2 separate regions of the Homo sapiens genome follow, and region 1 is linked to region 2. A link is a contact called in ENCODE Hi-C data. All regions are on one chromosome and are shown on one strand. The core of a region is the stretch at or near the end of the contact, and the rest is flanking DNA. Distances in the headings are between cores, read along the strand shown. Region 1 holds the start of CISH (cytokine inducible SH2 containing protein). Region 2 holds the start of MST1 (macrophage stimulating 1).

The links. A loop is a pair of places that touch in the nucleus more often than their neighbours do. Pooled maps may share reads with other maps.
Region 1: a loop to region 2 is called in a pooled map, with 7 times the contacts of the local background. The contact joins the promoter of CISH here to the promoter of MST1 in region 2. A Hi-C loop is called at or near these places in 4 of 50 pooled maps.

Annotation. Positions count from the first base shown.
Region 1 is chr3:50,610,405-50,613,385 of GRCh38, reverse strand. It overlaps CISH (cytokine inducible SH2 containing protein), which reads left to right and starts at 1,612. Exons shown (of 3, transcript NM_145071.4): 1 at 1,612-1,755. The coding sequence starts at 1,736. It also overlaps a transcript of MAPKAPK3 not described here. RefSeq lists enhancers at 1,094-1,183, 2,093-2,653 and a silencer at 1,264-1,743.
Region 2 is chr3:49,688,051-49,690,920 of GRCh38, reverse strand. It overlaps MST1 (macrophage stimulating 1), which reads left to right and starts at 1,447. Exons shown (of 18, transcript NM_020998.4): 1 at 1,447-2,323. The coding sequence starts at 2,230. It overlaps RNF123 (ring finger protein 123), which reads right to left and starts at 1,364. Exons shown (of 39, transcript NM_022064.5): 1 at 1,315-1,364. RefSeq lists an enhancer at 1,534-2,093.

The DNA of each region.
Region 1 (2,981 bases), core at 363-2,862, 920 kb before region 2:
TTCCCTTCAGGAAAGCTACAGAGAAGTGACTGCCCTGAAATCTGAAACTTAACGTTTTTTCCCCAGTTTCACAGGGTTTTGCTTTCAGGTTTCTTTTGCCCTCTGCCATTCTGGGCAGAGCAAACTGAGCCCTGTCTTCCCTGGATGCTATCGTTCAGGCCCTTCAACAAGGCCAGGGGTCTGTCATCCCTGCCCAGGATCTCAGAGCTAGACTCCTTTCTGGGGACCCTGGGGGCACACACTGGGAGGGGGATGGGGGTGGGGAGTGGACCCTGCAACCTCTCCAAATCCCACAGTTCTTCTGGCCCAAGGGTTTGGAGGAGATTCACAGACCCTACAGTCCTTCAAGATGCTCCATAGTGAATCCAGTGAACTGAAAAAAGGTGGAGAGGGTCCTGGTAGGAGCGTGGGCTTCTGATTCAGAGCTGGGACCAAGCTCTTACCCTGCCATTTCCTAGCATTTGTTCCCTGGGGCTGTCTTCTGTCCGCATAACGGGAGCAACACCAGTTGTAGAGGATCAAATGCAGCAAGTACTCCCTGTAGATAAGAGCGAGTGTTACTACTCTGCCCCCGCCATCCCGCCCCAACCTCTATCACCCTACTCCCAGATTATCTCCCTATGTTTTGAGTTGCAGGACTCTCTCTCAGCATTTTTTTTCTGGCGGGGGGTGGGGGTGGTACCAACCCAGAGTCCGGGCCATCTGGGGCTGTCTCTGCTTGCTTTCTCAAATCTGTAGTCTCTTCTCCCCTGACTGGCAGGGCCGGCCAGAAACCAGTGCCAGCCAAGACTGGATGGTCTGCCTGATTCGAAAAGTTGGGGCGTGCTTTCTCCTTCAACTCTTTCAAAGAAAACGTTCTTGTCTGGATCTTTCTGGCTGTGGTGACCGCCGGCTTGACCTCAGTGGACCCACTCATTTCTGGAACTGTCCTCTGCACCCCGCCCTGCCCTAAGTCCCGCTCCAGATCTCACCCCATGCCACCCAATCCGACACCCGACACACAGAGTCCTAGGGTCCAGGAGCGGCCGTCCCAACACGGGGCGCTTGCACACGCCGACAGACCTCCTTGGAGGAGCCGCTCGCAGGGAGGACAAGCCCGGGACTCCGCCCCCCGCCCTGCCACGAGTTCCACCGCGAGATAAGAGGGCCCTTCCCCAACGACGCAGAATGCCAGAAGGCAATCTGGGCGCGGGTTGCTGAGCCCGGGCCCCTCCTTAACTTCCCCGACCCGGTCTTTCCCCACTGATCTCTCCGACCTGCCCCTCTGGGTAGCTTCAGCCCCGGGTCCACGCGCTGCTATTGGCCCTCCCCGACCGCTCGGCTCCACCTTCAGCGTCGCGATTGGTCAGCTCGCGGGGCCCCGCCCCGTTTTCCTGGAAAGTTCTTGGAAATCTGTCAAAGTATTTCCTTTCACTGCTCAGGGCCCCAGACCCGGCGACGGGGCCCGCGCACCCCGCCCGGGCCCCACCGCTCAGCCCGCGGTTCTAGGAAGACGCTGCTTCCGGGAAGGGCTGGAACGCGGCAGACAAAGGATTAGGCAGCAGCTCGCCCCGCCCCGCTCGTCTGGCCCGCCCCCCTCGCCCTCGCAGGCGGTCCGCGCCACTGCCTCTCAGTCCCTGTCCTGCGCCCGCGCGCCCCGGGAGCCTACCCAGCACGCGCTCCGCGCCCACTGGTTCCCTCCAGCCGCCGCCGTCCAGCCGAGTCCCCACTCCGGAGTCGCCGCTGCCGCGGGGACATGGTCCTCTGCGTTCAGGGGTAAGCGCGGCTCTCTGCCCCCTTCCCGGCCACCACGAGGGGCGCACGGGAGAACAGGGGCTTCGTGCTAGCTGCCGGGCATTGGGAGGGCTTGACGGGCCAGAGGTGACTGAGCGCAGACGGACCTCAGGAGCAAGGCTCTGTGTGGGGCTGTGACACTCCCACTCCCCGCCCCCACACACTTACCTCAATTCCCACTGTGGATTGGGAAACCGGGGGCTGGCCGGCTAAAGGAGGAACTCACAGGGTGGGCTCAGCCTGGGTTCTCATTGGAGCAGATGGATGCTAACGGCACGGCGTCCCCCAAGATGTGGCCAACAATCCCAGATATTCTTCTGGGCCCAGAGCACTCTACGCTAGCCTGCCTGCTGCCCTGCCTGCTAGTAACCTTGGACCAGCCCCTGGCCCCCTCTGTCCTGGTGTCCCCTCTCCTGCCCCAGGCTAGCAAGTAGGCTCTTCTTGGGAAGCCAGCCGCAGATCCTTGCCTTTCCTCAGGCTGGCACCTGATGGTCTGCAACTCTCGGGAGGCCCTGGGTTTGGCCTGGTCCTGCTTGGGGTACCCCCACAATCGTCTCACAACCCTGTCTCAGCCCAGTCTGGGATCCCAATGTGAGAAGGACCTTGGCTCCTGCCTCTCATCTTCAAATTTCCCAGACTTGAGGTAAGGGACAGTGGAGAGGGGATGCTGATAAGACAGAGTCTTGACCTGAGCTGAGCATTCCTGGCCATCCACTCTGTCCTGAACCTCAGCAACCCCTTCAACCAAAGGGTCTGATGCTGGCCATGGTGATGTGACAGGAGCTCAGGAAGCTCCAAGGAGAGAGGAAGAAGGTATAAATGGGTGTTCTGCACTCAGGGAGGACTGGGTGGCTGTGCTTATCGCAACTGGCCTGGTGCCAAGTGAGGGAGGGTGGAAGGTGAGGCCAAGGAAGAGGACATGGAGGTGCTGGGAAGACTACTTCTCCCTTGCTGTCTCCAGCAAGTTCCTTCCTCCTGTCTGCATTCTGGGACTCCTGAATACCTGCCCCACCACTGCCTTCCACCCCAGGAGCCTCCCCCTGCATTCCGGGGTCCCATAGCCTCTTTCACTTTTTACCCTAGGTGAGCACCCCCTTGTAAGCTCAGGGCTACTGTTGGGTGTCAGGGAACAAAGTTTTAGACTGCTGCGCTCCAAAGCGGGCACACACATGTACCTAGAACACACCAGCCACTGTCCCCACCATGAT
Region 2 (2,870 bases), core at 198-2,697:
CTCCAGTGTCCCTGTGCCCAGCACAGGGCTGGGCAGAGAGCAGGTACTAGATATATTTTTGCCGAACCATAACAAAATGTCTCAGCTCTGTGGAAATCAGACCAAAATGTCCAAAGTGAGGTGTCCTAGGGGCAGAGCCCCTGTATCCATCTCAGTTGTAAGCCATACTGAGTCCAGCTCACAACCAGAAGCGACAATCCTACACATTCCCCCAAGTGCAGACCACCACTGGTCTGGTCATCTCTAGCCATAAGTCCCACTTACTCCCCACAAGGCTGGAGCCTCTTTCCTCAGCCCTGGGTTCCTCCCTTCTTTTATCCATGGTCCTGATAGTTTCACCATTCCCACTCACACATGTGGCCTCCCACCTCATCCAAGCACCACCCTTGCCCAGCCCTCATGGCAAACTCCATTGGTCCTCCTAGTGCATCTATCCCTCACATCATGTTGCTGCTGCAGCTGCTCCAGAACCTGCACTGAGTCCCTGGTGCTGGCCTCACTGATGTGTAGCGGTGCTGTCCAACACAGCAGCCGTCATCCACATGAGGTTACTTAAATTTAAAGTTTTAAAAATTAACAATTCGATTTCTCAGTTGCCTTAGCCACATTTCAAGAGTTCAATGACCACATGTGGCTAATGGTTACTCTGTTGGACAGCACAAAGGTAGAACGTTCCCACCATCATATAAAGTTCTATTAGACAGCGCAGGTCTAGAGTTTCGCTCTGCAGCACTGCCTTAGCCAGCACTCCCTACTCTGCAGTTCAGTCTCTTATCTCACCCCAAACAGACCCTCTACTCCCGCCACAAACCCTTGTGGGTCTGCACCACGCCTGCTCCTCGGGAAGGTGATTTTCCCGACCTCGGGCCCTCGGTGGGCGTCCATGATCGGTGCCCCTTCACTACCAGAGTAGTTGAAGATCTGATTAAACTCAGTCATTCATTTGATGAGCAGACCTTCCAGACACCCGGAGTGGGCTCCGGGAGTCAGTTGCTGAGGACCCAGGTGAGAGGCGGACCTTGTCCCCGCCCGGGGACTCCCTGTCACGGCTATCCCGTCCAACCCCGCCGGGGTATCCGGACTCAGAACTGAACCTACTCCGTCTGGGAGCCCAAGGACGGCGAGGGCGGCGCATGGCTCCCCCAAGTCGCCCCCGCCTGGCCCCAAGCTCCACAGGACCTGCCAGACCAGCTTCCGCTCGGAGTTTCGCACCCAGATCCCTGCGCTGCAGGTGCCCTCGCACTGGACTAGCCCGGACCGCGAAGGGAATAGCCGGAACCCGCCAGGCTCAGAGCCCTGCCGCCCCTCACTCACCCGGAGCCTCGGCCGCAGCGACCCGGCTCACAACATCCGCCCAACCTCTTGGCTACGGCGTCCGTTCAGGGCCAAATCACGCGCACGCTTGCGCGCTGAGCCTCCAGCCGCGCACGCGCACTGGCCCGCGCCCAGCCTCCGCTAGGGGACCCCCTCCATGGCTTCCCACCGGGTTGTTCCAGGCCTCAGCTTCGCCGAAAGGCCTCACCACCTCCGACCTCCGCCTGCTCTGGGGATGCTCCCAGCCCTGCTGCGGCAGAACGCGACATGCTAACCGGAATCCCTAGGCCGCCTGTCTCCTACCCATACTTAGAGGCCCCGCTCAGACGGTCCTTAAAACGTCTGAAAGGCCGTTCCTGCCAGAGTCCCTGCTACCTGTTACCTCCACCCCTATTTAGTCCTAGTGGACAGCCTCGCTCACCTTCCCTGGGATGACACTTCTGGCGGCTGAGATGAGCGAGCCTCTCTGGGCTCTGCCGCCGGGTGTGGGCTGACCTGCCTACAGCTGGGGCCTGATAAGGCAGCAGCAAAAGGGTGGAGGGGAGGCAGTGTTGAAGCTGGGGCAAGTAATTTTCCCCAATTTACAGGGAAAAACCGAAATTCAGAAAAGTTTAATGTCACCCAGGGGCTGGAGCCCAGACCTCTGGCAGCTCTCACTTTCACAATGCCCTTGGGCTGACTAGGCTGCAGAGGGGTTTCACCCCAACCCCAGGGCACCTCAAGTGTCCCCACCAAACCTTCCTAACACCTGTCCACTAAGCTGTACTAGGCCCTTGCAACTGACCTATGGGACCTGAGGCCTGGCCCCTCATGGCTCCTGTCACCAGGTCTCAGGTCAGGGTCCAGCAGGCCCTGAGCTGACGTGTGGAGCCAGAGCCACCCAATCCCGTAGGGACAGGTTTCACAACTTCCCGGATGGGGCTGTGGTGGGTCACAGTGCAGCCTCCAGCCAGAAGGATGGGGTGGCTCCCACTCCTGCTGCTTCTGACTCAATGCTTAGGGGTCCCTGGTAAGTGCCCCCAACCCTGATCCCCATCTGCCTTCAGGAGGGGGTTGGCCCCATTCTCCTATTCTAGGATGAGAAAAAAGTCGGGGAGCCAGAGGCTCAGTGGGCATGGGGCAGTGACCTTGCCCTCTTGAGCACAGCTGGGAAGCCCTAGGAACACATAGACATTGCCCACTTAGGCCTCTATTAGCACGTCTGCTCTAGCACTGAAGCAGTGTCAGGACCACACAGATGCACGCACACAGCAGGCAGTGACCCCTCCTGAGCCTGATCTACCCCTCTAACCTAGCATATGCCTTTGTGCAGGTGAGAGCCCAGATTTGGAGTCTGAATGCCTAGCCAGGGCCCCTGGCTGGGTAATGTGATGGCTCTGAGCCTTAGCATTCTCATTTGAGAGATGAGGTGGGGCAAGCTTCATCACCCACTGCTCTCACAGAGCGTATGTGTTAGATCTGAGCCCGGTGCCTGGGCCACTAAACAGAGGCACCGGTGATAACTACCAAGTCTGGGCCTGCTTCCCAGGGGAAATTTTTTTCACAAGTATCTGTGC